2 separate regions of the Homo sapiens genome follow, and region 1 is linked to region 2. The links are chromatin loops, found by intact Hi-C in ENCODE. Cell type or tissue: mesothelial cell of epicardium. All regions are shown on one strand. Links, peaks and the distances in the headings refer to the core of each region. The heading gives the core; the rest is flanking DNA.

Region 1 (16,127 bases), core at 848-8,847, 970 kb before region 2:
TTTCACTCTTGTTGTGCAGGCTGAAGTGCAATGGCGCGGTCTCAGCTCACTGCAACCTCTGCCTCCCGGGTTCAAGCGATTCTCCTGCTTCAGCCTCCCAAATAGCTGGGACTACAGGCATGTGCCACCACGCCCGGCTAATTTTGTATTTTTAGTAGAAATGCGGTTTCTCCATGTTAGTCAGGCTAGTCTCGAACTCCTGGCCTCAGGTGATCCACCCGCCTCGGCCTCCCAAAGTGCTGAGATTACAGGTGTGAGCCACTGTGCCTGGCCCTGGAGTACTTTTTTAAAAAGCCTCCTTCTACCTTTAGTCCTCTTTTTTTGATGTTGTTGATTTTTTCTGTCTCTCTCTTTTGAGGGATATAAGAAGTGTGAAAAACAGCCAAGGGTATTAGTTTAATCCAGAATTCCATTTGGGTCTATAAAGACATATTAAAGACCTATTCTCTTTGTTTCCAGCACTGTACCTAAGAAAATAAACTGAATAAAGTACTCAGTCTCTCACAAAAACTAGAGGGACAAGACTTGGTTCATGAACATTTTATATATATAGTCTAGAAAAACAGGCCAACTTCACAGCCAGGAAGCCACAAAATTAAATCTCATTTTCAGCTCTAAGGTGAGGAAAATTACGTTTTAGTTTAGCCTTGAGGGGCCAAAGGTTGCCATTTGAAGTATACCACCCAGCACTGGCCTCCCTTTGCTGTGTAGAAAGGGCCTTGCAGTTTCAGTTTTCCTTGGTTCTGAGACTTTAAACTTTTGCAGTAAATACGTAGATAAAAGTTGCTTTGAAAAGAAACTCAGGGAGCAAGGAAGGAGGAAGACTCTTCCCCATGAGGCTGAATTGGGCCTAAGAATGGATCCAGGGTTGGGCTGTTATGGGGATGCCCGAGGAAAGCTTCTAGAAGGACTTGGAGTTCTGTAGCTGGAGCAGAAGATGTTGATGATACTGCTGGGTACTGTTCCTCTTTTCCCTCACATCTTCACCACAATGTGCTTTTCTCCACCTTTCCATTTCTAGGTTAAAATCTGGTTTCAGAACCGCAGAGCAAAGGAGAGGAAAATCAACAAGAAGAAGTTGCAGCAGCAACAGCAGCAGCAGCCACCACAGCCGCCTCCGCCGCCACCACAGCCTCCCCAGCCTCAGCCAGGTCCTCTGAGAAGTGTCCCAGAGCCCTTGAGTCCGGTGTCTTCCCTGCAAGCCTCAGTGCCTGGCTCTGTCCCTGGGGTTCTGGGGCCAACTGGGGGGGTGCTAAACCCCACCGTCACCCAGTGACCCACCGGGTTCTGCAGCGGCAGAGCAATTCCAGGCTGAGCCATGAGGAGCGTGGACTCTGCTAGACTCCTCAGGAGAGACCCCTCCCCTCCCACCCACAGCCATAGACCTACAGACCTGGCTCTCAGAGGAAAAATGGGAGCCAGGAGTAAGACAAGTGGGATTTGGGGCCTCAAGAAATATACTCTCCCAGATTTTTACTTTTTCCCATCTGGCTTTTTCTGCCACTGAGGAGACAGAAAGCCTCCGCTGGGCTTCATTCCGGACTGGCAGAAGCATTGCCTGGACTGACCACACCAACCAGGCCTTCATCCTCCTCCCCAGCTCTTCTCTTCCTAGATCTGCAGGCTGCACCTCTGGCTAGAGCCGAGGGGAGAGAGGGACTCAAGGGAAAGGCAAGCTTGAGGCCAAGATGGCTGCTGCCTGCTCATGGCCCTCGGAGGTCCAGCTGGGCCTCCTGCCTCCGGGCAGGCAAGGTTTACACTGCGGAAGCCAAAGGCAGCTAAGATAGAAAGCTGGACTGACCAAAGACTGCAGAACCCCCAGGTGGCCTGCGTCTTTTTTCTCTTCCCTTCCCAGACCAGGAAAGGCTTGGCTGGTGTATGCACAGGGTGTGGTATGAGGGGGTGGTTATTGGACTCCAGGCCTGACCAGGGGGCCCGAACAGGGACTTGTTTAGAGAGCCTGTCACCAGAGCTTCTCTGGGCTGAATGTATGTCAGTGCTATAAATGCCAGAGCCAACCTGGACTTCCTGTCATTTTCACAATCTTGGGGCTGATGAAGAAGGGGGTGGGGGGAGTTTGTGTTGTTGTTGCTGCTGTTTGGGTTGTTGGTCTGTGTAACATCCAAGCCAGAGTTTTTAAAGCCTTCTGGATCCATGGGGGGAGAAGTGATATGGTGAAGGGAAGTGGGGAGTATTTGAACACAGTTGAATTTTTTCTAAAAAGAAAAAGAGATAAATGAGCTTTCCAGATTTCAGATTCTGTATTTATCTTCAGATTTTGTCTGCAACTATTTTTTATTTTTTAAAGAAATGAAATATCTTCTCTGCTTGCAAGCTGATTTGGAAAATTCAGAGAGGGAGTGGAGATTATCTGGACAGCCTCATTTTACCCCAGAGCATCAGAAGCCTGAAAGAGCAGGTTCTGAGACCTTCCCTGCCCCCAAGCCTGAGCCCAGCCTTGGAATGCGTGGCTCTCCTGGGGGTGCCTTTGGGCAAAATGCACATCTGAATGGCCAGGTGCTTCCCAGCAGTCAGAAATTATGGGGGGTGGGGGTGAGAGGGCCCCCTCATAGCATCTCACCAAATCCACATGGAGGCTTTTTGCAAACAGCAGGCAGTTCCCTTCTGCAGTGACTCCCTCCTAAGGACGCCCCACAACCCAGCTAGTTAAACGTGAGCATTAAATTTTTTTTAAAAAAAATCCCCCTAGTTTCCCAAGACAGCATTTCCATGAATTTAGTCTTCTGTAAATCACTGGGCATTTCCGTGAGCCCTTTCTGCCTCCACTCTCTTCTCTGTCTTTGCAGTTTCCTTATCCCCGACCGCGCCCCCCCTTCCAACCCAATCACCCCACAAACAAGATTTCTAGACCCAGTATAAAATGATCCTTTTAGTGACAGTTTCTTGTTATCTGGCCGATCCACTGGGGACCGGGCTGCAGCCTTTAAAATTTTTGATCCTGGAGGCCGCCGAGCTGAACTTTCCGGCAGGACCCGGGCGAGGGGGGCTTAGCCCTTCGTTTCGATCTTCCCACCAACATCCGAGAGCCTAATCAGCGCGCCCACGGAGGCGCCTTAAGGGCAGTTGGGGAAGATGAGCAGAGCCGGGAAACAGCAAGAGGTATAGACCCTCTGCAGCACCTCTCCAATTCCGCGGCCCTTCCGGGTGGCGTATACAGCTCCAGGATTGGGAAAGGGGCTCCGGTGGCCCGGCCCGCGGGCGCCTGGCCTCGAAGCCAGAGGGAGGAGTGCGGGGCGTGGGGTCGGGGGGTGCCGGGCAGAGGAGGAAGCCGTGTCCGGGTCCGCTGGGCGAGGGGTCCTGGGTCAGGGGTCCTGGGTCAGGGCCGGTCTGAGCCCCGGTGCCCCGCAGGTCTCCCCGCGCCCCGGCCGCGCCCACAGGCCCGCCCCCTAGCCGCCGGGGTTGCTATGCGTTGCCGTGAAACGCCTGTCAATAAACCCTGTTTGGACAGTGGAGCAAGAGCACATGGGTTGTTTGCTTAGTGGTTAGAGGTTCAAAAGTCGACATTGTCCCGCTGCAAGCGATTACAAGTTCTTCCCCTTCCCGGGGCTCGGTCCCCTTGCACGCGGGTACGGGGCCAGGGAAGGGAGCTCGGCTGCTCTCTGAGATGCAAGCACCCGGCTCGCTGCTGCGAGCGCCTGGCAAGCCTCCCGGGCCACGGAAAAAGGCGCAAAACCAAGACCCTCTCCGGCAAGTGAGGCCACCGCGCTTCTAACGCCAACTGTGTCACCCCCGAAGCAATACCTACGGAACAAGGGATGTGGCACGAGTAGGGAGCGCAGCTTGAGGAGTGTAGGGAGGCCTGCACAGGGGCGCCTGAGGTTGAGACCGGATGACCTCGCGGCTCCTGACGCCTCCAGCGCAGAGCTTGGGGTCCCGGCCTCCGAATCCCACGCCTCCACCGCGTCCAGTCGCCGGTTCAGGCGCCAGAGGGCGCGCGCGCTCTGGGAAGAGATGGGGCTTGGGCTCGTGAACCCGGAAAGGTTCCAGTTTTCACCCAGTTGGGAGGTGCAAGCGCCTCTGCCGACTCCGGCTGAGCCCAAACCCGGGCGCTGCAAGATTTTTCTACGTTGGTCGTGGGCCTGTTGAAACTAAGTTAAAACTAAGTCAGGCAGGAGAGATTCTTGGGTTTGTTGAATGTTTAAGAAAAACAAAATTGGGGGAGAGGGACTATACCATTCTAAAAGGGTCATTTTGCACACGATGTTTTCTTTCTAAAAATTACAGTAATGTGGGCACAGTATTAATATATGGTAATACTAGAAATTTAGGATAAATATGAGAATAAAACCTGTCAATATTGTGGAACAGAGGTTTAAAAAAGTGTCTATGGGCCGGGCCGGGCGCAGTGGCTCACGCCTGTAATCTCAGCACTTTGAGAGGCAGAGGCGGGCGAATCACTTGAGGTCAGGAGTTCGAAACCAGCCTAGCCAACATGGCGAAACCCCGTCTCCGCTAAAAATACAAAAATTAGCCGGGCGTCGTGGTGCGCTCCTGTAATCCCAGCTATCGGGAGGCTGAGGCAGGAGAATCACTTGAACCCGGGAGGCGGAGGTTGCAGTGAGCCGAGATCGAGCCACTACACTGCAGCCTGGGCGACAGAGAGAGACTCCGCCTCAAAAACAAACAAACAAAAAAGTATTTATGGAGAATGAACAGCCTGAGTCTTCTCCCCCACGCCCCGCCGTGAACAATTCGTGGCTTTATCATATTCATCCAATAAAGTTAACACGATGGACTGCCAATGAAAGCAACGAATATTTCATTGCAATGTGTTTCATTTCTTTCTAATAATATCCAGAAAGATGCCTACGTCAGTGAAGAAAATATTAAATAACAATCTAAAAACACACATAGCAATATTCTTGCTGTTGTTGTTCACAACCACTCGGAAAAAAAAAGAGGCAACAAGCAGAAATGAAAGAAGTCTCAGCTACAGAATGGCAAGAAAAGTTATTTTATTTATTTATTTTTTTCTGAGATGGAGTTTCACTCAGTCGCCCAAGCTGGAGTGCAGTGGCATGATCTCAGCTCACTGTGACCTCGCCTCCTGGGTTCAAGAGAGTCTCCTGTCTCAGCAGCAGGTGCACGCCACCATGCCCGGCTAATTTTGGGTCGAAAAGTTATAGATATATTTTAGGGCCACTCTTTGCACCTCGTTTTAGACAGGTTGCTATTTACTAGCCTACTGACCTTGGGAAGGCCCCAACCTCTGAGCTACCACTTCCTTATTTGTAACATGGGGATCCAATGGGGAGCCAATGTAGCATTGTATGCTTATGACCAGACCCCAGTCATGATATGAGCAGCTTCTTGTACTGTATTCTGCAAAGTGCTGGAGAGTCCTTACAAAGAGCTTTTGAGCAAGAAAATTTCTCAAATTATGATAGAATAACCCTTTCCCAGAATTTTTTTTCTAATGCATTCAGCTTTGCTTACTTTGTCAAAATTGCCTGAAGTCTGTGTTCCTTGATTACCACTTCCTAAGCATCTGCATAAAATCTTGAGTGGCAAGGCACTAAGTAGCATTTCAGATGTGGCGACAAGTTGCTGATCTGTATAGCTCACTTGCCCTTTCATTTACTAGAAGACATGTTCCCAACTAGAACATCTAGTTTCTAGCTGTACTTAGGAGAATAAAGATTAGTTGAGGATATAGTTGAGAACCTTCTAATAATCCATCAGCACACTCTTTTTTTTTTTTTAAGACGAATTTTTGCTCTTGTTGCCCAGGCTGGAGTGCAATGGCTTGATCTCGGCTCACTGCAACCTCCACCTCCCAGGTTCAAGCAATTCTCCTGCCTCAGCCTTCTGAGTAGCTGGGATTACAGGCGACCGCCACAATGCCCGGCTAATTTTTTTTTGTATATTTAGTAGAGACGGGGTTTCACCATGTTAACCAGGCTGGTCTTGAACTTCTGACCTCAGGTGATCTGCCCACCTCAGCCTCCCAAAGTGCTGGGATTACAGGTGTGAGCCACTGTGCCTGGCCATCAGCACACTCTTAACCCAAAAGGAGCAGACAGGCAGATACTCTAACTAGATGGCATTAAAAGTTTCTTTATTTTGAGATAATTTCTACCTCAACACCTCAATATTAATTCTGTACTCTTCAGGAGCCACCCCAAGAGTACAGATTTAATATGAGGTACAGGTTTAACATATTAAACCTGTACCTCAGGCTGCTGAGGATTAAATTCTCTAAGGCTGATTCATCCTTAGATGTTGTTTTAAGAAAAATGTTTTACTCTCATCTCCAGAATTCTCCCTTACAGTAAAATTATGGCAGCAGATCTTGCATTAAATTGGTTTTGTTCAGAGTATAACAAAAACATTCATATCTGAGTAATGTAGATTAATTTGTAAATATTTAACTTATCCTCTTAATCACACTTAGACTGCACAAATTTTCAACCCCACAACTCCTACATTCAGTCAGTTTTCCTTTGCCTTTTTCCTTTTGCCTCCTGCTCTTCTTGGAGTGGGTGCACTATGATTTTAACAAACCAAGCAGGTTTTAGAGATGTCTGTGGGGCTAGCTGTGTGACACTGGGCCAAAAGAATCACCTGCTGTCTTTTTTTTTTTTTTTTTTTGAGACAGAGTCTCGCTGTCACCCAGGCTGGAGCACAGTGGCGATCCCGGCTGACTGCAAGCTCCGCCTCCCGGGTTCAGGCCATTCTCCTGCCTCAGCCTCCTGAGTAGCTGGGACTGCAGGCACCCGCCACCATGCCCAGCTAATTTTTTGTATTTTTTAGTGGAGACGAGGTTCACGGTGTTAGCCAGGCTGGTCTCGATCTCCTGACCTCGTGATCCACCTGCCTCGGCCTCCCAAAGTGCTGGGATTACAGGCGTGAGCCACCGCGCCCGGCCTCATCTGCTGTCTTCTTTCTTTAGTTACAAATCAGAGGAATACATATATATAAATAAAGATAGAGATATTTTATATTTAGCTACAAATCAGAGGAATACTATATATAAATAAAGATAGACATATTTTATACATATTTACACATATATAGACATATATGTATAAAATATCATGACTTTCTAGAAGGTTATGACATTAGATTTAGAAAAAAAACCTCTCAAATTCCAGATAAAGAAGGTAGACTCTGTGAGTTCCGGAGATTATACCAACGTTTACCTTGACATTCTTCCTGGAGGAATCAGTCCAGAGAAGGTGGGGGCAGCACTTAGGTGACCTTTTGGCTCCTGCATCTTTAGTGCCCAAACATTACATTTGTTTTAACAACAGCTTTTCCCAATTGGAATTTGTCATTAACCACAGCAGATATAGATAATATCAACAAGGTTGCCAGAGCCCCAAAGTTAAATAACCAGTAAAGCAGGATCCTGGTGATTCTGTGCTAGAGATGTAATCCATAAACCACAACACAACCAGTTTTGATCCACGAAAAAGACTTCCCTGAGATGAAATGATTTTCAAACCATCCCCTCACACGCACATTTACTTAAAAATAATATTTATATCACGTACTGGGTTTATGTGTCCAGTATTTTATTGGTAAGTAAAAACCCTGGGCAGTTCATGCACTTTCATATTTGAGTTTTAAGTTCAAAACTAAAAAGGAATTTTTTCCTAATTGCTCATGTGTTATCTCAGAACTTTCAGGATTAACAGTCTGCTATCTCAAACTTAGTATCTGTAGTATGATGATAATAGGTTTTATGGAAGTGGTAGTTGATAAGTTCCTCTCCAACCTCAGGGAAGCAAACAAGGAAAAACAATGCAGAGCTAAAGTCATTGTAATACAAACTTATGATGGCTTGTTATGTGGCACTTAAATAATTTTAATTTATTGATAATTAGTAGAATCAAGAACAAGGATTATATACCTAAACCACAGATTAGGAGTTGTTAAAAATGACCAGGGCAGGCTCTGTTTCCTACTCACGAAATACACTTCGGGTATTGTTCTTTCACTCTGTATAGCTAATATTTAAAAAACAACAGCTACAGCAAAACTTAACAGAACTAGATTCTGTTTTCAGTCTTCACTCGGCCCTCTCTTTTCTTTTCTTTCATTTTTCTTTTCTTTTCTTTTTCTTTCATTTTTCTTTTCTTTTCTTTTTCTTTTTTCTTTTTTTTTTTTTAGATGGAGTCTCGCTCTGTCTCCAGGCTGGAGCGCAGTGATGCGATCTTGGCTCACTGCAATCTCCGCCTCCTAGGTTCAAGCGATTCTCCTGGCTCAGCCTCCTCAGTAGCTGGGATTACAGGCGCGCACCACCACACACAGCTAATTTTTGTATTTTTAGTAGAGACAGGGTTTCACCATGTCGGCCAGGCTGGTCTTGAACTCCTGACCTCATGATCCGCCTGCCTCGGCCTCCCAAAGTGCTGAGATTACAGTCGTGAGCCAACGTGCCCTGCCAGCCCTCTATTTTCTAGACAGAAGCAGCTCATGTCATGACTGGGGTCTAGTCATAAGCGTACAATGCTACATTGTCTTACATGACTTCACTGGATCCTCAGGTTACAGATGAGGAAGTGGTAGCTCAGAGGTTGGGGTCTTCCCAAGGTCAGTAAGCTGATAAGTAGTAACCTGTCTGTAAAACGAGGTGCAAAGAGTGGCCCTAAAAAACATATAACGTTTCTTGCCATTCTGTGGCTGAGGCTTCTTTTATTCCTACTTGTTGCTGCTTTTTTTTCTCAGTGGTTATGAACAACAACAGCAAGAATATTGCTATGTGTATTTCTTATTATGTGCATTGCCAGAAACAAATAGAAAAAAATACATAAATAAGTCAGAACCAGACATCACTGTCTAGTAACAACATAGAAATGTAGGAGAGTGCAGGAAGAACAAAAAGAAAGAATGCTTGTCTGGAATCCGCACATAAAAACTTAAAACATTATTTTTCCCTTGGACCACTTTGTTAAAAATAATGCGTATTTTAGAAATCCAGATTCTTGTATTTATTTTCATTCATTCCTATTATTTTCATCAAATCTATGAATTTTACGTAAACATCTTTACGCTTTTAGATCGCTGTTAGTGATATATTGTTATATACGTGGCACATTAGACAATGATTCAGATTCTGGTAACTGGAAAATGACAGTTCCTGGGCGTGATCACAAGTCTACAGAAAACCAACAATCGACATTTATTTCTCATTTCTACAGAGAAGTGAGAGTCTTGACATGCGTTAATACATCCAGTGTTATGATTGGTTCTCTTGGGTGGATATTTGTCCGGAATGGGAAACTAAAAAGCGATTCATCAAATGATCATGCCATGTGAAGCTGGTGGGTAAGTTTCTAGGAGGGCCTGGTATTACTGAGTAAAGCAGGGTGCTCCTTTTGTAAATCTATAGTCAGACAAAATAGACAAGAAACAAGCTCATTACCCCAACTTTTAGTTTATTCCCACCCACCCCCCACCCCCAACACTTCTACCTCAGAGAAACTATTGTCTAGATTTGAGTCTTTGAATGTTTTAGACAGAAAAATGGATGAAATTTGTTCTTTGCACATGCTCAAATGGGCCCGTTGTCTACAACACGCCTTGGGGAAGCGTTCGGCCTGGTATTCAAGTATCTCCGCGGATCTACCCCAGCCATTAGAGCAGATAGAGCTCAGGCAGCGCCGACCCGCCCCTTCCCCTGCGGCCGGCGCGGACCAGTCGCGTCCACTCCCGGCCGCCGCGGGGCCCGGGCTCCTTGACCGTCCTCCAAGGCCACTCGGAGCGCAGCTTCCCTGAGCCCAGAGCCTCCCCGCGCTCCCAGCGGGCGCCCGGGGGCTCGTGTCCCGCTGCTCTCGCCCAAGACGGCCGGTCTCGGCCTGCTGCCGGTCCTTGCTGGGTCTGCGCCGCTGCCCGGGATTCCCTGGAGAGATTCGCGGCGTCTCCCGAGAGGTGGCGCGCGGTGAGGGCAGGCGAGGTCCCGGCGCCGCGGCCTCCTGCCGGGTAGGAAGCCCGGGGAGCGCCTCTCCGCCGCCGCCCGTCGCCCCGGAAGTCGCGCCCTGAGATTCCGGGCACTTTCTTTTTCTTCTTTGGAATGGTGTGATGTCCGCGGTTGTTTTTGTCCTTATACCTGAAGACGCCAAGCTTTTCAAAAGGTGCGCGCAACTACGGCGCGGAGGTGCGGGGAACCTGGGCCGCAAGCGCCGAAGCCACTCGGTGAAGAAGGCCTGGAGCACTGGCCTTCGACCCGTCGTCGAAGACCTGGGCTGAGCGATGGTGGCACCAGGCCCAAGGGATTTGATTTTCAAAAGGCGGAACGGGAGCGCTGGTGTGTTCGGCCCGTCAAAGCTGCAGCCGCCCGCGGCCTCCGGCGTCTGGCCTGTCTCGCCTGCGCGAGGCCCCCGGCAGGCGGCGCTGCTGCTCCGGCTGAGCGGGCGGAACGGCCTGGACCCCGCGGCCTCTGTTCCCAGCTCTGCGGCCGATCTGAGAGCTGGGACTCCGGGCGGGGAGCGGGAGGCTGAGCAGGGGCAGCCGGAGCCGCCGCAGGAGGGGCTGAGGGGTGCCCCGCGGCCCCTTTCGGCCGCCTCGGTGGCTTTCCGGGCCTCCTGGCCAAGGGCGCTGGGCTGCGGGTGGGTCTCGGGGGGAGTCGCCTCGCATAGCAGGCGCGAGCTAATCTACTCCTTTCCACTCTCTCGGTGGCGCTGTGGCTCTTAAAACCCCCGCTCCTTCTCTTCACAGCCATCAGAAGGCGCGGCCTGCCACCTGGACAAACGCGGTCTCCCCCAGAGCCCGGTTGCGCCCCGAAGCCGGGTTCCGTCCCATCTCCGACAAAGACACTTCCTGATTTGCCCCTCGCCAGACTCCAGCAATTTTCTGGGTCCCCGGGAAGCTGATTTCGCCTCTGGGCTTCCATGATTAGTGGCAGCTGGAGCGCTGCTCCCCAACCTGGGCCCACTTTAGGGTGTGTGGGGCAGGGAGGAGGGTGGGGTCACTCTTAATCTCGTGTCACAGCTAAATAATTTACTCAAGGTCTTCTCTTCCTGCCAGTTCCCTTCCCTGTTCCACTGCCCTTGACTTCCTGCTTTGTGAAGCCCCGGGGAAAGGCCAACTCTTAATAAAAGTTAATATTAATAGAGGCCCCGTGCGCCGGGCTTCTCCAACACCTCATCTTCCCCTCTCACCTCCACCCACTCCACTCAAGCCCCTTTCCTCGGGGAATTCTTTCAAAACTGGAGATGGGACTTGTACTTTGGGGTATATTCAGGAAACAAGGACGCTTGGGCCACATTGTGTCTAAACCACATCCTCCTCCAGTTTCCATCAGCGCGGAGGGTGGCAAAGGTCGAGCGTGCACTCAGTAGCTGCCACACAGAAGCCGCGCTGGTTCCAAAGCAGTCCAGAGATAAGGGCGGGGGCCAGCCAGCAGGTTCTGCAGGAGAAATACCTGCTGGAAAGAACAGGTCGAGCGATTACCAGAGAGGCGGGGAACAAAATTTACCAGTGTTCAACAGATACTTTAAAAAAGGCAACAAACCAATATTGTACAAAGAATACGTAACAGTATCAAGGTCACTGTTCCCTGATGTGTGTGCGAATTCGAGCCTACTCATTTTCCCATAGCAAAGTCTAGTTTGGTTTGAGCTAAGGGCTTGGACAAACAATTCCTTCCAAGAAGGTTAAACAACGCAGAAATGTGAAAAGAAAAAAGTAACTTCTCCATCCTTTCAATTCCATCCCTCTATTAACAATGTTAACACTGTTGGATGTCATTTCGAGAATTTTTCTGTGCTTACACAAATACGTATTACATTTAAAATCTTGTTCTTTCTTTTCTGTCCTTTAAAAAAAACAAAAATGAAGTCACACTTTACTTTGTGACTTGCTTTTATCATTTAATAATATATCATGGATATTTCACCAGGTCATTACACATAAATCACATCAATTTTTAAAATGTCTATTGCATTATGTAAACAAAGATATAATTTTATCTATTTATTCAATCATTTCTTTTGAATATTTACTATGTTCTAAGTGCTGGGAAAACAGCAGTAATCATCACCATTAAAAATCCCTATTCTTGGGAAACTTAATTCTAGTGGGAAAAAATTTTAAATCAATTTATTTAACGATTTCCTTACAGATGAACATTTAAGTTGTTGTCATTGTTTTGCTATTACAAACCATACGAAGGTAAGCTTTTTACATATACCCTTTTGTAGTTTTGTATATTTAAAGGATAGATTTCTTAAATTTGAAATGGTAGGTCAAAAAAATGTACATTTTAAAACTCTAGTAAAGATAGCCATTGCTTTCCAAAAAACTTTAGCAAGTCACACAATTCACAGTCCCGTTGAGTGAGTTTCCCTTTCTTCATATCCTCTTTTACCCTAGACATTATCTCTTAAATTTTTGCCAATATGATGGACAGAAAATGGTAACCAATTTAATTTTTTATTCTGAAATTATTAAGCAGGTTGAGCATACTTCATGTTTATTGGGCATTCGCATTTTGTCTTCGATGATTTTTCTTTTCTAGTAAACAGAACCAAAAGAAATGGAGTGAGTATCCCAGCCTTCATGCTTGATTTTTAAACTTAAATTATTTTATTTAAGCTTTAAAACAACCAGCATTCATTTCTATGAGACAGATTCTAATCTAGGCCTTTCTGACATCAAACACTGTGTTATTTCAAACATTATTGAGTCTGCTCTCTGAATAGTGTAGACTTTGGGCCAGGCGCGGCCGCTCACGCCTGTAATCCCCGCACTTTGGGAGGCTGAGGCAGGAGAATCACTTGAACTCGGGAGGCAGAGGTTGCAGTGAGCTGAGATCACACCACTGTACTCTAGCCTGGGTGACACAGCAAAACTCCATCCAAAAAAAAAAAAAAAGTGCAGACTTTATAAGTATAAAGGAAGAGTGAGAAGTGACAAAGAAAACAGTAGATAGCAATTAAGGACATCCTATCTGAAATTTAAAAACAAATAACAGAACGATGAAAAGTATTTGCTACAAAAATGCCAGAAAATTGCTAACCTATAAAGAATCCAATACAAAATGAGAAGAAAACATAGACTTTTTTTTTTTTGAGACGGAGTCTCGCTCTGTCGCCCAGGCTGGAGTTCAGTGGCACGATCTCAGCTCACTGCAAGCTCTGCCTCCCGGGTTCATGCCATTCTCCTGCCTCAGCCTCCCGAGTAGCTGGGACTACAGGCGTCTGCCCACCATGCCCGCCTAATTTTTTGTATTTTTAGTAGGGGCGGGGTTTCACTGTGTTAGCCAGGATGGTCTCGATCTCCTGACCTCGTGATCCACCCATCTCAGCCTCCCAAAGTGCTGGGATTACAGGTGTGAGCCACCACGCCCGGCCGAAAACATAGACTTCTAAAGAAATATTGGCAAGGCCGGGTGCGGTGGCTTATGCCTGTAATCCCAGCACTTTGGGAGGCCAAGGCAGGTGGATCACAAGGTCAGGAGTTCGAGACCAGTCTGGCCAACATAGTGAAACACAAAAAAGTAGCCGGATGTGGTGGTGTACGCCTGTAATCCCAGCTACTCGGGAGGCTGAGGCAGGAGAATCACATGAACCTGGGAGGTGGAGGTTGTGGTGAGCTGAGATCACGCCATTGCATTCCAACCTGGGCAACAGTGCGAGACTCCGTCTCAAAAAAAAGGGCAAATAATAACCAAAACTAAAAAATCCAGTACTCAGTGCTGGTGAGGATATGATGAAACAGGCACCCCACAGGAATAATAAAATAATACATTAATATGTATTTCTAAATGGCAATCTGGCAATATAGTCACAAGTCATAAACTGCTCACACTCACTAAGTTCCATATGTAGAATCTAGTCTCAGGAAATACTAAAAAAATAGGGAGTTGGAAATAAGTATCCAACATTAAGGTTTTGGATCACAGTGAGGTATCATCTCACACTAATCAGAATGGCTATTATTAAAAAGTCAAAAAATAAGAGGTAGCGAGGTTGTGGAGTAAAGAGAATGTTTATACACTGCTGGTGGGAATGTTTAGTTCAGTCATTATGGAAAGCAGTTTGGAGATTTTCAAATAACTTAGAACTACCACCTGAATCAGCAATCCCATTACTGGGTATATACCCAGAGGAATATATCATTCCCCCCAAAACACAAATACACACGTATGTTTACTGCAGCACTATTCACAATGGCAAAGACATGGAATCAACCTAGATGTCCATCAATGGTAGACCGGATAAAAGAAATATGGTACATATACACCATGGAATACTACACAGCCATAAAAAGGAATGAAATCATGTACTTTGCAACAACACAGATACAGCCAGAGACCAGGAAAAGAAAACTAAATACTGCATGTTTTCACTTATAAGTGAAGCTAAACATTGAGTACACATGGCTGCAAAGAGTGGAACAATACACATCAGGGCTTACTTGAGGGTGGAGTGTGGGAGAAGGGCGAGGATCAAAAACTACCCACTGGGGCTAGGCTTGGTGGCTCATGCCTATAATCCCAGCACTTTGGGAGGCCGAGGTGGGTGGATCACTTGAGGTCAGGAGTTTGAGACCAGCCTGGCCAACATGGTGAAACCCCATCTCTACTAAAAATACAAAAATTAGTCAGGTATGGTGGTGCATACTTGTAATCCCAGCTACCCAGGAGGCTGAGGTATGAGAATCACTTGAACGGAGGTTGCGGTGAGCCAAGATCATCACTTTAGCCTGGGCGACAGAGCGAGATCCTGTCTCCAAAACAAAACAGAACCTATCCATTGGGTACTATGCTCACTGCTGCCTGGGTGATGAAATCATTTATACACCAAACCCCAGCAACATGTAATTTACCCATGTAGCAAACCTGAACATGTATCCCTTGAACCTAAAATAAAAGTTAAAAGAAGAAAAAAAAATTAAGGTTTTGGATAACTAACTTATGTTACATTCACTCAATAGAATATTACATAACCATTAAAGTTTCTGTTTTCAGAGTATGTAATGGCATGGGAATGCTTATTTTGGCTCATACATTTAAAAAGGCAAGATACAAAAGAATATATACAGTGTAGTATTTTGCAACTATGCAGTGATAGCAGGCTGAAAAAGGGCACCCCAAAAGATATCCATGTCCTAATTCCTAGAACTTATGAACATTACTTTGTATGAGAAACAAAATAAACAAGCAAGCAAACAAACAAAAAATCAAAATCCAACTCCAAAGAGTCTTTGCAGGTATGATCAAGGATTTTGAGGCCAGGTGTGGTGGCTCACACCTGTTATCTCAGCACTTTGGGAGGCCGAGGAGGGTGGATCGCTTGAACTCAAGAGTTTGAGACCAGCCTGGGCAACACGGTGAAACCCTGTCTCCATAAAAAATACAAAAAATTGCCAGGGATGGTGGTGGGCGCATGTAGTCCCAGCTACTTGGGAGGCTGCAGTGAAAGGATCATTTGAGCCTTGGACGCAGATGTTGTAGTGAGCCGAGATTATGCCATTGCACTCCAGCCTGGGTGACAGAGCAAGACTCTGTCTAGGAAAAAAAAAAAAAGGATATGGAGATGGAGAGGTTATCCTGGACTGTTCATGTGGGCCCTAAATGCCATTGCAAATGTCATAATAAGAGAGAAACAGAAGGCCGCTCATGCCTGTAATCCCAGCACTTTGGGAGGCTGAGGTGGGTGGATCGTCTGAGGTCAGGAGTTCCAGACCAGCCTGGCCAACATGGTGAAACCCCATTTCTACTAAAAATACAAAAATTAGCTGGGCATGATGGCTGCATCTATAGTCCCAGCTGCTTGGGAGGCTGAGATAGGAGAATCCCTGGAACCCAGGAGGTGGAGGTTTCAGTGAGCCGAGATCATGCCATTGCACTCCTAGTTGGGCAACAAGAGTGAAACTCCGTCTCAAAAAACAAACAAACAAACTATATATATATATATATATATATATATATATATATATATATATATAGGGAGAGAGAGAGAGAGAGAGAGAGAGAGAGAGAGAGAGAGAGAGAGAAACAGAAGAGATTCCCTGCAGCCTGTCTCATCTTATGCACACACACACACACACACACACACACACACAGAGACAGACATGCACACACACACTACATGAGAAAGCAATGTGAAGAAGGAACAGAGAGAAATTTGTAGATATTGGCTTCGACACAAGTCAAT
Region 2 (16,127 bases), core at 4,359-12,358:
TGTTTGTTTGTTTGTTTTGAGACAGGGTCTCACTTCTCACTCTGCCACCCAGTCTGGAGTGCAGTGGTGCAGTCACAGCTCACTGCAGCCTCGACCTCCTGGACCCAAGTGATCCTCTTGCCTCTGCCTCCTGAATAGTTGGGACCACAGGTGTGCGCCACCACACTCAGCTAATTTTTTAAAAAATTGTAGAGATGAGGTCTCGTCATATTGCCCAGGCTGTTCCTGAACTCCTGAGCTCAAGTGACCTTCCCATCCTGACCTCCCAAAGGGCTGGGATTACAGGCATAAGCCACCGTGCCCAGCTGGGTTTCTGTTACTTTTAACCAAGAGTCTGTGACTGAAGTGGTTGTACCCATTTTACAGATGATGAAACTGAGGTTTGGGAAAATTAAATGATATTTCCAAAGTTAGCAAATGATGGCACCAGAATTTGGCCCCAGGGTCTTTTTGGCACCAAAGTCATCCCCCTCAGCCATGCTGCCTCCCCAGGTGCTGTCTTAGGTGGGTAAGGGCACCTCACCTGGTGGGCAGGTGGGCAAACATCGCCCCTGGTCTAAGTGGAAAAAAGAAGGAGGAGCTGGGCAGAGAGGTGAGGTTGGCGACTGAACAGGCCTGCAGGGACAGCTTTAGCCAGGGGGTGCAGGTGCGGGAGGACCACTAGGGAAATGGTTACCTGAGCTTCTCCGACAGAGGCCTTCATCCCCTGGCATGCTCAGAACATTAACAATCAGCCCTGCCCCTTCAGCCCCAAGCGGAGACTCTCACTCTGGGTTATTAAATCACAAGCACTGGCACAGGGCTTGCTGATGCAGGTTTTTGAAAGAAGTAGGATTCAAAATCAATATCTCATTTTGAAAACCATTAGCTTAAAGGCAGTCTTGGCTGGAAAGCCCTGGGGTGGATTTTGATCTCCTACCTTCCTGGTCCCTGCCCTGCCCTGCCCCAATCACACACCTGCACCTGCTCCCACCTACCTGGTCATCAGAACCCCTGTCTGCTGAGGAAAAAATGTCCCTGCCAAGGGACCAATGACTTATCCCAGGCACTTGCCCAAGCATGTAGGTGCTGCTTTGGAACAGAGAAGTCTCCATGTGAGTTGTTTGCACCCCCAGTCCCTCCCTGCATTTTGGGATCACCAACAGGGCTCTGTGGCTGGGAGGGCTCCTAGCAAGAGCTGCATTAGGCAGCCCTGGCCTCGGGAGGTTTTTCCACAACTGAAGGATGGTCTGTGGGATTGTGGACATGTTTGCTCTGCCAAAGGAAGCCTGCCTTGCCTATTTTATTTTTTTAAAGACAGCCAGTTATGTGTCTAAATATAGACAGAAAACTTTTCTGACTGGTTGTTGCTTTCTCTCTCTCTCTCTTTTTTTTTCCCAGGCTGGAGTGCAGTGGCGCGATCTTGGCTCACTGCAACCACTGCCTTCCAGGTTCAAGTGATTCTTCTGCCCCAGCCTCCCGAGTAGCTGGGACTACGGGCAAGTGCCACCATGCCCAGCTAATTTTTGTATTTTTAGTAGAGATGGGGTTTCACCATGTTGGTCAGGCTGGTCTTAAACTCCTGACCTCAGGTGATCCGCTCGCCTCAGCCTCCCAAAGTGCTGGGATGAGCACTTTGGGGTGCTCCACTGCACCTGGCCTGGTTGTTGCTTTCAAAGAGTATGCTGAGGCTGGTTGGAGCAGAGCGAAGTTAATACCTCCACCTGTCTTTTTACCTGGGCCATTGACCCAAAAGCAGAGGCCGTCAGGAGAGAGAAACCTCATGCTGGGTAAAGCAGGTAGCTGTGCCTGGCCCTCTCCTGTCTCTCTGGCCTCAGTGGATGAACTAGCACCACCCAGGGACTTACCCTTTCCTGGGCAGGTGTGGGTTACCACCGCACCCCCTTTGGCATTCTGAGATAAACCCTGGGCTGTTCTTAAAACACAAGGACTTAAAGATATTGTGGAACCATTGTAATATAACAGAGAAAGAGCAATAACGGAGGCCCCATATTAATGGAAAACAGTATGGAGATTTCTCAGAGAACTGGAAATAGGACTGGCATTTGTTCCTGCTGCCCCATCCAAGGACGCAGGGTCCAGGGACGGCACTGCTAGCCTGTGCTCTGCTCCCCATCTTGCCTAGGGAGAGCCACAGTGTAGAGGTAACTGGGGTCCCGTGTGTCATCAGGCTCTTACGGGCAGGGTACCCATTTCATAGGATCACTCGTGCCTCCTGGTCCTTGAAACATCAGTCCATCCTTGCAGAGTACAAGTGAAGATTCCATGACCAGAGGAGGAGGGGACTCATCCTGTGCCCTGTCCTTGACTTGCACAATGAACAAAGCCGTGACCAGAGCCCAGCCGGGTGTCCTGACTCAACAGCGTGGCTGCGTTCAGAGCACTTTTCCGGAGCTAGGTCCTTGCTATCCAGAGGGATCTTGGTCAACTGGACAGAGGTTGGGGGATGGGAGTCTGGAGAGGGGCTGGGGTAGGGGAGAAGGGAAGGAGACCCTCGTTCGTCTGCTTGAGGTCTTGTTTACGTAACTCAGTGGACGATGGCCTGGGCTGAGCTAGGCTGGTTTGACAAAACCACTGACCCTGGTTTCTTTCCTCTCACTGTAACTTTGTCATCTAGCAAAAAGGGGAATGACTTTGGAGGAATGTGCAAACTAGAATAGCAACAAGGTTCAAAGTTGGGGAGAGTAATTGAACAAATAAACCCTCCAGTGTTGTGGAGGAGCTGGGAGTGGGGAGGAGGCTGCTGGGGCTGGCGTGTTTCCAGACCTTTTCCATTCACTTTTGTGCCAGTTCCATTCTGGCCCTGCCTGCATTACAGGAGAAAACAGAGTGACCTCCTCCTCTCTTGGACCCAACAGATTGTAAACTTGTGCTCCAAGGTGACATTTCTCCAGAAAGGGCTGGGTACACCATAGTGGGACAGGGTGCCAGGAGACCCCAGGATGGGACCAGCCAGGTAGCTGGGTTCTCCCCCGAGCTCTGCCCAGTTACTGAAGCACCAATAGTCTGGTTCTTCCACCTGCTGGCCTCAGTTTCCACACCTGTGAAATGGTGCCACTACCAACTGTCTTACTGTCTCACAGGTGGTGAAGACCAGGGGCCATTATGAATGGACAAGTGCTCTCTGATGCATTTATTTATCTACATCATCCCCAAAGTCACTGACAGAAATACAAACAGGATCCAAAAGGTAAACAAACAAATAAGAACTTTGGAGTTGGCCGGGCGCGGTGACTCACGCCTGTAATCTCAGCACTTTGGGAGGCTGAGGTGGGTGGATCACGAGGTCAGGAGATCGAGACCATCCTGGCTAACACGGTGAAACCCCGTCTCTACTAAAAACACAAAAAAAATTAGCCGGGTATGGTGGCGGGCCCCTGTAGTCCCGGCTACTCGGGAGGCTGAGACAGGAGAATGGCGTGAACCCGGGAGGCGGAGCTTGCAGTGAGCCGAGATTGCGCCACTGCACTCCAGCCTGGGTGGCAGAGAGAGACTCCGTCTTAAAAAAAAAAAAACAAAACAACAAAACAGAACATTGGAGTCATGGAAAATGTGAGCAGGAAAATGTGATGGCATGTGGTGAGGGTGGCCAGGAGTGCTGCCCATGGCCCTGCACAGAAGGTGGAGTGACGGGCGTGTGAGGGTGTGGTGGGAGGGGACAGGGACAGGGACACAGGGAGGCCAGTGCGGAGGATTGGTGGCGGTCAGCTGCTGGCAGAGGCAGGGGCTGGAGGAGACAAGGAGGATGCTTAGGGTTTTCCAGCTTGGACAATTGGGAGCAGCAGAGCAGGAGCCCGGGCACAGAGCCACTGTGAGTTCATCGGGAGCGTGGAGGCTGAGGTGGTCCTCACATTCCCATGAAGATGTCTGCGGGGTGTAGGGGCTTAACAGATAGGTCTGGACTGGAGATGCGAATTTTCCAGTTATTGAGAATTGAAGCGATGTGGGGATGGATGAGGTCAGGTGAGGTGAGCAGAAGACAAGAGAAGAGGAGCCAGGTGGGGCTGACATTCGTTCCAGAGGAGAAGTGGCCATGGGGCTGGTGAGAGAGGAGTGGCTGCAGGAAGCTGCGGTGGCTCACAGCTGGGGTGGGGGACCGGTGCCGTGTTCTCCTGGTCCCTGCCATGACACTCCTGCCATGTGTGTTCCCAGCAATAACGGCGGGGTCTCTGGGGTTGTGCAGAAGCCTCTGAGCTGGCTTATTGCCCAAATAGAATCCATGCTTTCCTTGTTACAGTGGTTGATAATGAATGTAAATCCAGTGCCTTAGAGATCCCAGCAGCCTGCCACAGAGCGAGTCTTTCCATTGCAAGCTCATTTCCAAGACAAGGTGGGATGCACAGGGAGAGGGAAGGGGACAGTCTGCCCCAGCAAAAAGCAGGGTCCTCCTGGTTTGCAGACCCTTCACAGCGTGGGCGTGGAAGGAGCCTCACCTGTCAAGGCTGGAGACTCAATTCTGGGAGCGGAGTGTTATTGATGAGGTGCTCCAGGCCAGAGCTCTCAGTCTCGCACTGTTGACCCTTGGAGCTGGATTGTTTGTTTGCGGGGCTGTCCTGAGTTCTGTGGGATGTTCAGCAGCTTCCCTGGCCTCGGCCCACTTGATGCCAGTAGCACCCCCACCCCCAACTGGTGACAACCAAAAATGTCTCCAGACATTGCCAAATGTCTTGAGGGGAGGGGGAGGAAAATTGTTCCTGGCTGAGACCTGCTGACATAGAGTGGAGAGAGAGGATGACCTGTCTTCCCCACTCCTGACCCTGCTCCTCGCCCAGGCTCCTATTGCTGCCCCTCTGTCTTCTGGAAACAGTTTGTGTCCTGTTACTCCCCCGCTCAAAATCATCTGTGGTTCCTCAAGGTCTGCAGACTGGAGCACAAGCTCCCGGGTGCACCGCCTCCTCTCTGCACCGCCTCCTCTTCCGTTGAGTCCACCAAGCCCCACTCAGGGCACGATGGGGCCACTATCCTATGGAGGCTCTCTGGGGTGGCCATGTGGCCCACCTGTGGTGCTCCCCTCAGAGATCTGGGTCACTTACTCCACTGGCTCATTCATTCTCCACACACTGTGTGCCCCCGCTCCCAGCACGGTACGCCCCATATTTGTAAAAAACATCAGAGAACCGAGGACAAAAGAGGCAGAGCCCAAAGGCAACGATAATCCAGGGTGGCAGAAATGGAAGCAAGAGTGTTTTAGTACATGAAGCGCAGACTGATGTGAAGTTCTGAATGGAGAGTACAGATGCCATGAGTGGAATTTGTGAGAAAGCCAGCAACACACACAGACATTTTCATTTGCAAGAATTTGGAAAGGGATGTGGTTCACACACAAAAACATCATAGGATACCTTTCCCAGGAAAGTACACAGAAGTGTTATTATTCATTTTTATATCCACTGCTCTAGCAATGTTTGTGAGCTTTTCGGTGGCAGATACAGCATTTAAGGCAATCATTTGTTCAACTTATAACAACAACAGTATCGGTAAGCCTTCATGGAGCACTTCATATGTAGCAGGCACTGTCCGAAGAGCACTCGAATCTGTGAGATAGCTAAGTGTTATGGTTTTATACTTGAGGGAACTGGGGCACAGAGAGGTTACAGCATCCAAGATCATACACCAGGATCATACGGTGACAGAGCAGGAATGCAAACCCAGTGCTTGGCACATGACAAGTGCTTAGTAAATGCTTGTTGAATGAATGGATGACTAAATAAACATCTTGCGCTTTCAAAGCTCTGCACCCATGCTCTCCTTACTGAACTCTCATCTTTTAAGGTCAAAGGCCGCCCCTTCTCTGAGGCTGCCTCCCATTCTGCCCCTGCATGTGACTCTGCCTGCAGCACTTTGGGTCTCAGCCAGAGGGTTTTTTCCATTTTGTGTGATAACTCAATGAGCCCAGCATGCACCTCACCCGAGGGTATGCATGGGAATATCGTCGCATCTCTTTAAGTGCTTTGGGCTAGTAGGTGCTTAATACATGAGCATTGACTTGAACTACATTGAAGTTGTAATAGGAGCCAAGATTTTTACTGGCAGAAGTTAAGAGCAGCTAGAACCCAAAGGCCATCAGAAATGGGGCCAAAGAGGCAGTGACCCTGATATCTGATGAGCAGTTGGGAGGAGCAGAGAGGATCAGGGTCAGAGACCTGACAAGGTCCCAAGAGGACAGAAGATCAAAACTTTCTTTGGGAGTAAGGCAAAGAAAGCCTAATTTGTTGAATTAGTGAAAGTGGGTTCAGCTCAATATTTAATCTGTATCAGAAATTTGTGTTTCCATTAACAGTTGCTCTAGTGGCAACCACAGTTCATGAGCTCAGGACCAAGAGCAGAGGCTGAGATGTTTTAATAAGGTTTGATGTTGGTTAAAAATTTTAATAAGGTTTTTAATAATGTTTGATGTTGGTTAAAAAATCACGAGTGGATTGTGTTTTGCACTGTTCTAAGTTATTTACCAATAGTAGCTGTTTCATCATCATTAACAGTAGCAGCATTGTCGTCCCATTTTGCAGATGAAAAAACAGATCTACAGTGAGGCTGGGTGACTTGCCCAAGGCCACACAGCTTGAAGTGACAGAACCGGGCAGGGAGCCCATAATTCTGGCTTTGGAGTCTCTGCTCGTTACTGCAGTACTTTGCTCAGAGAGACAGCCTATCTCTGGAATCTGTGTTTCCCTGGTCATAGCAGCGGGTAATGAAGTGTGAACTTGCTGCCTTAGAGGTCTCAACAGCCCCACCGAGAACTAGTCTCTAACTCCAAACTTATTTCAAGGACCAGGCGGGACGCATAGGGAGAGACAATGAAGGCCGGTTCTCCTAGACTTATCCTGCAGCATATGGTAGGTGCTGAATGAGCTGCACGGGTAAAGCTGCTGCCCTCTGGGTCCGGTTTCATGGCCTGGGCATCAGTATCATGAGTTCTTAGAAAGCTGAGGATGAGCTGTGTCCCTGGACTTGTTAGGGACATCCACGGGTTTGCTAAGTGTATTTGCTCTGAAGAGGCAAAGTGTGAAGGAAGAGAGGAAAAGGGGTTGGAAGCGGGAGGTGGACTGAGTACAGACATGTGAGATTTGAAGAGGAAAAGAGGAAAGGATCTTCCTTATAAATATTTCAGCCTTGAGCTGAGATCTTAACTGACATATCTGAGATCTGAATATTTAATTTGATCAGCGTTTTGGTTGAATAACATCCTTTTTCTTAATCCTCTCTGGGAATCCTTGAGATGGAACCAGTGTACAATCAATTAAGAAGTGGATGACTGCTTTTCACGGCCATGCCAAGAGTGAGTCCACACATCCAGGCTCTTGGGCAAGTTATACGTGGGGACTTGCCCCTCCAGGATGCAGTCTGCTTTTTGCAGTTGGTGCACTTTCAAACCACACGGGCTCTTCATTGAAAACATAGACAGGTCCATGATCTTCATTGAAAATATATGGTGCTGGGTGAGGGGCTTAGGCCACCAACCATCACTGACCCCTGTGTCTTATGCCTTGCTAGACAATTCCTGCTGCCATCACCTTAGTTACTAGACAGACTCAATGTGCTGTAACTGTGAGCAAATTGAACCTCTTTAAGCCTCAGGTTTTTAATCTGTAAAATGGGAATAATTGTAATACCTGCCTCTTGGAGTTGTGAAAATTAAGAGAGAATGCACACCACACTTCTCCCAGGGCCAGGCACAAGGACATGCTCAGTATGTGGTCTCTAGCAATGATGACAGCAAAAGAAATACAGATCACATGATCCTGGTCCTCGCTGTGCAAGGAGCCGGGGAAAATGGAGAAAAAAAACCTAAAACGCTTTGGTGTCTCAACTGCCCATTTAGCAGTTAATTGTGTACTGTCAGATTTTGAGTGGTATCCCCTACATGTTAGCTTGCTGGTACATGTGGAAGACAACAGAAGCAGCAGGTATTTGTTGAAATTCTTCTATGTGCCAAGCACAGTCATCCATGCAGGAGACCTATATGCAGACATCCATTCAGGAGTCTGTAAGGTTTGGTCTTGGTGCTCAAGGAAATTATAGATGAATAGGGAATTCATAGCTAGAAGGCAGAGACCGTGAATCAGGGGCACTTTGTACTTTCCAACACCAAGCCACAGACCTGAGTATAGAGCCTCAATAAATATTTTCTGATAATACAGTGAAGACAATGCCTCTGTGAGTTTGGGTATCTCTCATTGCCAAAAGCCTCAAAAGTGGCCAGGCATGGTGGCTCATGCCTGTAATCCCAGCATTTTGGGAGGCCGAGGTGGGCGGATCACCTGAGGTCAGGAGTTCGAGACCAGCCCGGCCAACATAGCGAAACCCTGTCTCTACTAAAAATACAAAAATTAGCTGTGCATGGTGGCGGATGCCTATAATCCCAGCTACTTGGAAGGCTGGGGCAGGAGAATCGCTTGAACCCGGGAGGCGGAGGTTGCAGTGAGCCAAGACTGTACCACTGCACTCCAGCCTGGGTGACAGAGCAAGACTCTGTCTTAAAAAAAAAAAGAAAAATTTTTTTAAAAATTAAAAAGTCTCAAACGCATCACATCCCAAGCTATGCAATTTTTCTAACTTAGCAGAAAGAAGTATCTATATTGAAATAAATAACTGGAAATCAGAAAATAAGCCTGTCTTTCTTGAGTTCTATTATCTATCTAAGTATAGCCAGGAGTTAAGAGAGAAAAAGAAAAAAGTTGAGAAAAAGAGCTGTGATTCCTACAGGACTTTTTGCTCATTAGACTGTTGGAGTAACAGCAGAGATTTGCCTAATTTGACAATGCTGCCACACCTTCTCTGAGTCCCACGTTTCTTATTGAATTTTGGCTCAGAGAGGCTGTTCATCAGCTGGGCGGTGGTGCTCACAGAGAATAGGTTGTCTTAGCCTGACATCTACTGGCCAGACTGGTAGCTACATGTTCGTTACATGTTTTCTAACTTGCACACCCACAGTGCCCACAATTGTTTTTAATACTAGAAGTTGCGATTCTCCCCTGACCGTACCACTCTACTCTTATGTCTAAGCATTCCCTTCCTTAGCTTCTGACAACTAGGAAGACTCACCCTCTCCTCTCTTCTCCTTACTTACCACTGTCCTTCCTTTTCAGCCTGTGAAACATCTTTTCAGTTGGGTGCAGTGGCTCACGCCTGTAATTCCAGCATTTTGGGAGGCTGAGGTGGGTGGGTCACTTGAGCTCAGGAATTCAAGACCAGCCTGGGCAATGTGGCAAAACCCATCACTATGAAAAATACAAAAAAAAATTAGCTGGGTGTAGTGGCATACACCTGTACTCCCAGCTACTGGAGGATGGCTTCAGCCTGGGAGTGGAGGCTGCAGTGAGCTGAGATTGAGTCACTGGATTCCAGCCTGGGTGACAGAGCCAGACTCTATCTCAAAAAAAAAAATATATATGGCTGGGCATATGGTTCATGCCTGTAATCCCAGCACTTTGGGAGGCCGAGGTGGGAGGATTGCTTGGGTCCAGGAGTTTGTGACCAGCCTGGGCAATATAGGGAGAACTTATCTCTACAGATAAATGAATAAATAAATGTTTAAAAAAAATACATCTTTTCACTTTTTGTTTTTGCACTTTATTATCTCTTGAACTCATTTCCTAGCCAAAGTCCAATGGTGGCATTTCTCCATGCTGGTTACCAGCCCAGAACAGAGCATAGTCTTGACACCATCTAAGGCCCGAATACAATATTTCCATCAGACTCTAGAGCCAATTTGGTTTCTTGCCATTGATGAAACCCCTTCAGGGAGGGCATTTCCAAAAAGGCTTCCAGGAGCCTGTGGCAATGTCTCACATTCCTGGAGGGGTGGCCAAGCCTTATTTTAAACGGGATCCTCACCAGAGCCTTTGGGTAGTGGGAGGAACCGTCAGTGCGTAGGGAGGGTGGGCATACTGATTTTCTCCAGAGCAACATGGATGAGTGGAACCAACATTCCCATCTTTAGCAAATCACAGAGTGAGGGCAAGTTCACATGCTGATTTGAATGGAGAAGGAGTTGGGGGAACAGGACAAGAAGACTGAGGCCACACGAGGACCAGCCCTCACCATTAAAACACGTCAGCCGTCAAGGAAGAGAATAAGTCATAGCTTCACACACCATTATGGATGACTGTCGCAGACAAAGTGCAGTGGGAAAGGCGAGACGCATAAGAGTAACTGGTGTGTGATTCCATTCGTATAAAGTTCAAAACCAGGCAGCACAAACCCATGGAGGTAGGAGTCAGAATGGTGCTACGTCTTCCAGTCAAGTGGCAGGATGTGGTTGACTGGGCACAGGGAGAGAGCATAACGGGGCCCCTAGGGGACTGGAAATGCCTTTATTGTGACCCGGTTGCTGGTCACACTGATGTGTGCAGATAGTAACATTCTCTTAAGGTTTATGCACTTTATTATGTATAAATTACACCAAAAATTAAAAAAAGAAAAAACCAAAACCCAAAGTTATCATCCTCACCAAAAAGCATCACTGCCTGACCATTTGCTGGGAGCACGGGGCAAAGTGACCGGCACACCCTGGAAGCTGAACTCTATTAGAAGGCCAGTTGGGCTGATCCCATATGCATGAGGGCTGGGCTCAAGTTTGGGTGAATGGGAGGTGGGGAGGGGGAGAGTTATCAAGAGATCTCATTCTAGTCCTTTATTTTTAAATCAATTATAATTTTTTTTCTCACAGTCATCACTTTTTAAATGACAATAATCTCCGCATCAGCCAGCATGTGGCTGCCTTCCAGTTCCAGGGTTTTCTACCTTGATGGCAGTCAAGTTCCCCAGAGGGGCCTCACTTTCAGGAAGCACCTTGACCCTCATTAGCAGCAGGAGGGGGCGAGAAAGCTCTGCTCAGAACCTGAGATCCTCCCAGACTCCAGTGACGTAGCTTCTGGTTTAATGTGGATCTCTGAGAAAACTGGCTCCAGGAATTTTCAGTTGGCTGCATTCTGCTTTCCGGGAATTGGAAAGCATTGCAGGTGCCGTGGAATGCTCTCGGGCCGCCCGGGCCTGAGGGCCAAGCAGGCCAAGTTAGGTAAGGAGGACGCTGATTAAACAGTCATTTGTAACCTGCAGATGGGTAATGTAAACGTTCCTTCCCCAGCATGCTGGCCACATAACTCTGCTGTTGCGAAAGTTATGAGCTTTTTATTGGTGCTTCAGTGTGACATTCTGAACGGTCATAGTGCTTACTCATTTCTGGTTATCAGTGAGCTGCAATGTTTCAAACTGCCAGTGGACAGTCAGAGATAAACTTGGGCCAGCTTCAGACTGAGTGGCGCCCGGGACGTATTGCATGTGTTGTGTGTTTTCTTTCTTTCTTTCTTTCTTTCTTTCTTTCTTTCTTTCTTTCTTTCTTTCTTTCTTTCTTTCTTTCTTTCTTTCTTTCTTCTTTCTTTCTTTCTTTTTTTAACTGTGGGATGATATATTATTTTTTGACCTGAATATGTTTATGTAAGGAACAGAAAAAAAAATCCCCTAAATCTAAGGGTAACGAACCCTATTGACATGCTGCCCTTTTCTCTTTTCTTTGTGCTTTTTTCTTCTCTATATTTGAGGCCCAAAGTGGTAACAATAGAAAGAAGTCACAAGAGGAACAGTCCAGGTTTTGGGGAGACAAATCCTGGGAGAACAGCCCAAGTACGGTCGGCATGTGCGCATCTATTTCCCACAGACGCTGTGCGTGGCGTCTACACACAGGATAGGCTCTGACATCAGTGTGAAAGGCAAAAATCATGTCCACATTTCAATTACCTCTAAAATTCCCTTAAATCTCCCATACCAGCACTTTGGGAGGCCGAGGCTGGTGGATCACGAGGTCAGGAGATCGAGACCATCCTGGCTAACACAGTGAAACCCCGTCTCTACTAAAAATACAAAAAAATTTAGCCGGGCGTGGTGGCGGGTGCCTGTAAACCCAGCTACTGGGGAGGCTGAGGCAGGAGAATGGCGTGAACCCGAGAGGTGGAGCTTGTCGTGAGCCGATATCGCGCCACTGCACTCCAGGCTGGGCGACAGAGTGAGACTCCGTCTCAAAAAAAAAAAAAAAAAAAAAAAAAATCCCCCATAAAGCGCAGTGAGATGGTTTTGGGTAAACAATTCTGCAGAATGATTCTGTATATGTAAGATTGAGAACCACTGAACTCTAATGGAAAGATATTTTGTATGGTGATATTGGGGCCTTATATAAGAAAACTGTCAATCTCTAGTTGTGCATAGGAGGGAGGCAAAGAATTCTAAACTATCCCTTTTTGCCAGTAGAGACCTCCCCATCTTATAGGAGTCAACTTCTGTAACTTTATTTATTAACTTATTTATTTATTTTAGACATGTTCTTGCTCTGTTGCCCAGGCCGGAATGCAGTGGCATAATCTTGGCTCACTGCAACCTCCACCTCCTGGATTCAAACGATTCTCCTGCCTCCCCCTCTTGAGTAGCTGGGATTACAAGTGTGCGCCACCACACCCGGCTACTTTTTGTATTTTTTTTTTCAGTATCCAAACATCAGGTGATCCGCCTGCCTCAGCCTCCCAAAATGCTGGGATTACAGGCATGAGCCACCGGGCCTGGCCAACTTCTATAACTTTAACACCTGGTAATAGATTTGTTGTTGTGAGGAGTGAGAACTTCAGTCCCCCATAGGTGAACTGCATGCATGATGTCACCACAAAGGGAGGGCTTTGAATGTAGGCTACTAACGAGACTTTTGGAAACTTTACATTTTTTGATGCCGTCAACAGGACTGATTAGAGCTCTGCAGACAGTCAGTATCCTTTTCTTATGTGAAAACCTCTGTCCCCTTCCCCATCAAATAGCAGGCACAGAAACTGGGTGGCCTATCATAGACCACCTCAGCCAGCAAGTGTGGGGGTGGGGGAATAAAACCTACCTACTCTCGCTTCCTTTGTACCTCCACCACTAGGCCATTTCCTGACGGCATTTCTGCTTCTTTAGGAATCTCCCTGAAAACCAGATTCCACAGCAGACTTCCAAGCATTGTAGAAGGTCTGCATAGTTGGACACTTTTGGGTTCCTCCATTTTACTTAAGATGGCGGAGGGGGCCAGGCACTTTGGCTCATGTTTGTAATCCCAGCACTTTGGGAGGCTAAGGTGGGTGGATCCCTTTAGCCCAGGAGTTCGAGACCAGCCTGGGCAGCATGGCAAAACCCTGTCCCTATAAAAAATACAAAAATTAGGGAGGCATGTTATAGTGGTGCATGCCTGTTGTCCCAGCTACTCAGGAAGCTGGGGTGCGATGATCACTTGAGGCCAGGAGGTTGAGGCTGCAGTGAACTATGATCACACCACTGCACTCCAGCCTGGGTGACAGAGCAAGACCCTGTCTCAACAACAACAACAACAACAACAACAACAACAAAACTGACTGGATGGAGTGTGAGTGTGTTTTGTGCAAACCAACAGATATAAAATGTAAACAACGCACTCTAAGTTGCCGGAACAAGGCCAAGCAGCGCCCCACCAGCCAGGGAGGAGAGCTGCTTGTGACATGACCACCTGCCGGCCCCAGAGTCCCCTTGCCACCCCTGAAGGGCTACGAATCCCAGAAGCACAGGTAACACAGCCACGCGACTCCCAGGTTGATGCAGGGACAGATGGTTGAGCGGCTTTCCACCTCTGCAGCTTTAGCTAAATTATGGAGGCTGAGATATGCAGAGAAACATCTTCAGGAAATACACACAGGAGGTGCAATAAAACACTTCTGGGGCTATGTGTGTTCTGTTTATTTAGCAGTTTGTGAGGTGAAAAACACATCAGAGTAAACCACTTTTCCTCCAGACTTTTATCACGCTCAATGTTATGACTATCTTTGGGTTTTAGAACACTCAGCTTGTTTTCCTTGAACACAATTTAAATTATAAGCTGGGAGGGGAGGAGATCTTTGCAGAAAACATTACGCTTATAAATTGAGTGCCGACCACCACTGCTTCAGGATTTGTCATTCCTGTCCCAGAGGTGGCCTGTGTGGACTCCCTCCTGGAAAGGGCTCTGCAGCATCCCTCGGCATGCTGCCTTCCAGACACTGGGGATGGCCGGCAGCAGCAGCTGGAGCAGCTGAGAGCAACAGAGAGGGAGCACCAAACACGCAGGGGGTGGGCGCAGGACTCAGACATCTGAGTTCTGATCTCTCCTGTCTCACCGCCCTGCTGGTCACCTCTTCCCGGTTCATCGCCTGCCCCCACTTCTGATTTCTCAAGAAAGGATGCTACTGATGACTTCTAGAGAGAAAATAAGAAGGCTGATGAGGGGACCGGAATCGCCTGCCTCTGTCTTTGTTTTCTCCCCTTTCCCAAGTGCCTGGGGTGAGGCATGGGGGAGGGACTAGACATGGAAGAGAAGGAGAAAGTTCTAGAAGACTGTCTTCCTAACGGGAACGTGGCTGCCGGTAGAAAAATCAGCAAGCCAGGCAGTCTGGGAGATGGGTGAATGGGTCGTGGTGTCCTCTGCAGAGCACACTCAGAAAGCTGCTCCCAACTGTGACAGAGCCCTGCAGGGACTGCTGGGTGTCGCCTGGCTGGGGACAGGGCCTTCCTGGATGTTGGGCTGGCTCTGCTCATCCCACAGTAAGCGAACATCCACTGCTTCTGGTCGGCAGGAGTTCAGCCCCAAGTCTTGGAGAGAGCTCTGTTTCTTCAGCCTCTGCCACTCCCATGTCATAGGGATTCGATCACAATTATGGGATCCTGAAAGGGAGACTTAGTGCTAGTGTAGCTCAGAGACTGGCACAGTCTTCCCAGTGCCAGGTCAGAGGATGGCGCAGTGGCCATGACGTGCCCTCTGCAGAGAGCCGGTGTCAGGCAACTGCACTTTATGACAGCCTGATCAGTGTGGACGTTGACCCGGCCCATAGCCAACAGCCCACCTGTGGGGAGCTTCCACTGGCAGAAGGCGGTAGCAGCTTGGGGAGACACTCGGGGCTCCACCACATTGGTAGCATGGGTCATGGGAAAGGGAAGAAGGAGCATGGACACCTTGTCACAAAGCTCAGTTCCTCTTGATTAGAACCCAGCCCTCTGGAGGCAGCAGAAACCACCAACAATCTTCTATTTTAAAATCTATTGTTAGAAACTTCAGGCATCCACCAATGTGCTCAAACCTGGCTCTGCACCTGCAAAATTGTTTTGCACAGTCCTGAATAAATGAGGCTAGAGTTCTTTCCCTGGCACGTCCATGGGGCCCTCTCAACCCAGAAATCGTCCAGTGACAACAGTCACTGTCCCCACTGTCATGCCCTGTTTAATGAAGGTCCTTCCAGTGTGGTCTTCCTTTTGCTTCCTTCCTCCTCTGCAAGCTAAAGACCATAAAGACTCAGGGTCTTTCGGAGTTAATTCAAGCACCAAACACCATTGTAGATGAAACAGACAATAATGTGAAAATAAATAACAGTCACCTGTCACCTTGTCTTCCAGAGATAACCACTGCTCATATTTTCAGTGTCTATCCCCCCGAGTCTTTTTCCTGTGCACACACACTTTTGTATTTTGACAGCAAGTAAAGAACCAGGGAGAGGTGGCCTCCCAGGCCATTCAGAAATGCAATTTAAACAACTAGGCATGGTTCGCAAACTTTAGTGCTCATAAGCATCACCTGGAGAGCTTGTAAAACACATTCCCAGACCCGACCCTCAGGAATTCCACATTCCCTGGGTGCTGAGAGAGACAGGCCGGCCCATCCAGCCCAGACTCCTCAGAAAACCACTCGCACCTTCCGGGCTCAGGCACTGTGGCTTCCTGAGGAGGCTTTGACCTTAGATCACACTCCAGCTGGGCCTTCAATGAAGAGTCTGTCAGGATGAGAAGGGAAAGAATGTTCCAGGTAATTGTGCAGGGCAGGGAGCCCTCTGAGGTCGTGGTCACTGGGTCCCTGGTGGTAATTAAATAAGGCATGTAAAATGCCAGGTATAATCTTCACCCATATTATGTGACCAGCAAACAAATCCTGTCAGCTCCCGGATCCACCAACACCCGTTTTATCTTTTGGATTTTTTTCATCGTTAAAAATTCAAGCATTGGCTGAGCACAGTGGCTCATGCCTGTAATCCCAGCACTTTTAGAAGCTGAGGTGTGAGGATTGCTTGACGTCAGGAGTTGGAAAGCAGCCACACCCCTGTCTCTACAATAAATTT

The links. Peaks named below come from ENCODE experiments on the same cell type or tissue, not always from the same donor. Only the 100,000 strongest peaks of a DNase experiment are listed, where the experiment ranks them.
Region 1: it touches region 2 in a loop (10-fold over the local background); 2 of 110 quality-filtered maps call a loop at or near these places.

The regions. Positions count from the first base shown.
Region 1 is chr13:27,948,264-27,964,390 of GRCh38, reverse strand. CDX2 (caudal type homeobox 2) reads left to right here. Exons shown (of 3, transcript NM_001265.6): 3 at 1,022-3,473. The coding sequence ends at 1,276. It overlaps LINC00543 (long intergenic non-protein coding RNA 543), which reads right to left and starts at 10,865. Exons shown (of 1, transcript NR_135254.1): 1 at 9,028-10,865. RefSeq lists a silencer at 10,286-10,675. In mesothelial cell of epicardium, for the core only: a CTCF peak has its summit at 3,956 (motif pointing right); a DNase peak (open chromatin) is centred at 3,943.
Region 2 is chr13:26,978,219-26,994,345 of GRCh38, reverse strand. No RefSeq gene overlaps it. Among named protein-coding and RNA genes, the nearest start is that of USP12-AS1, 140 kb to the left of the region's middle. In mesothelial cell of epicardium, for the core only: a CTCF peak has its summit at 8,843 (motif pointing left); DNase peaks (open chromatin) are centred at 8,865, 11,035 and 11,219.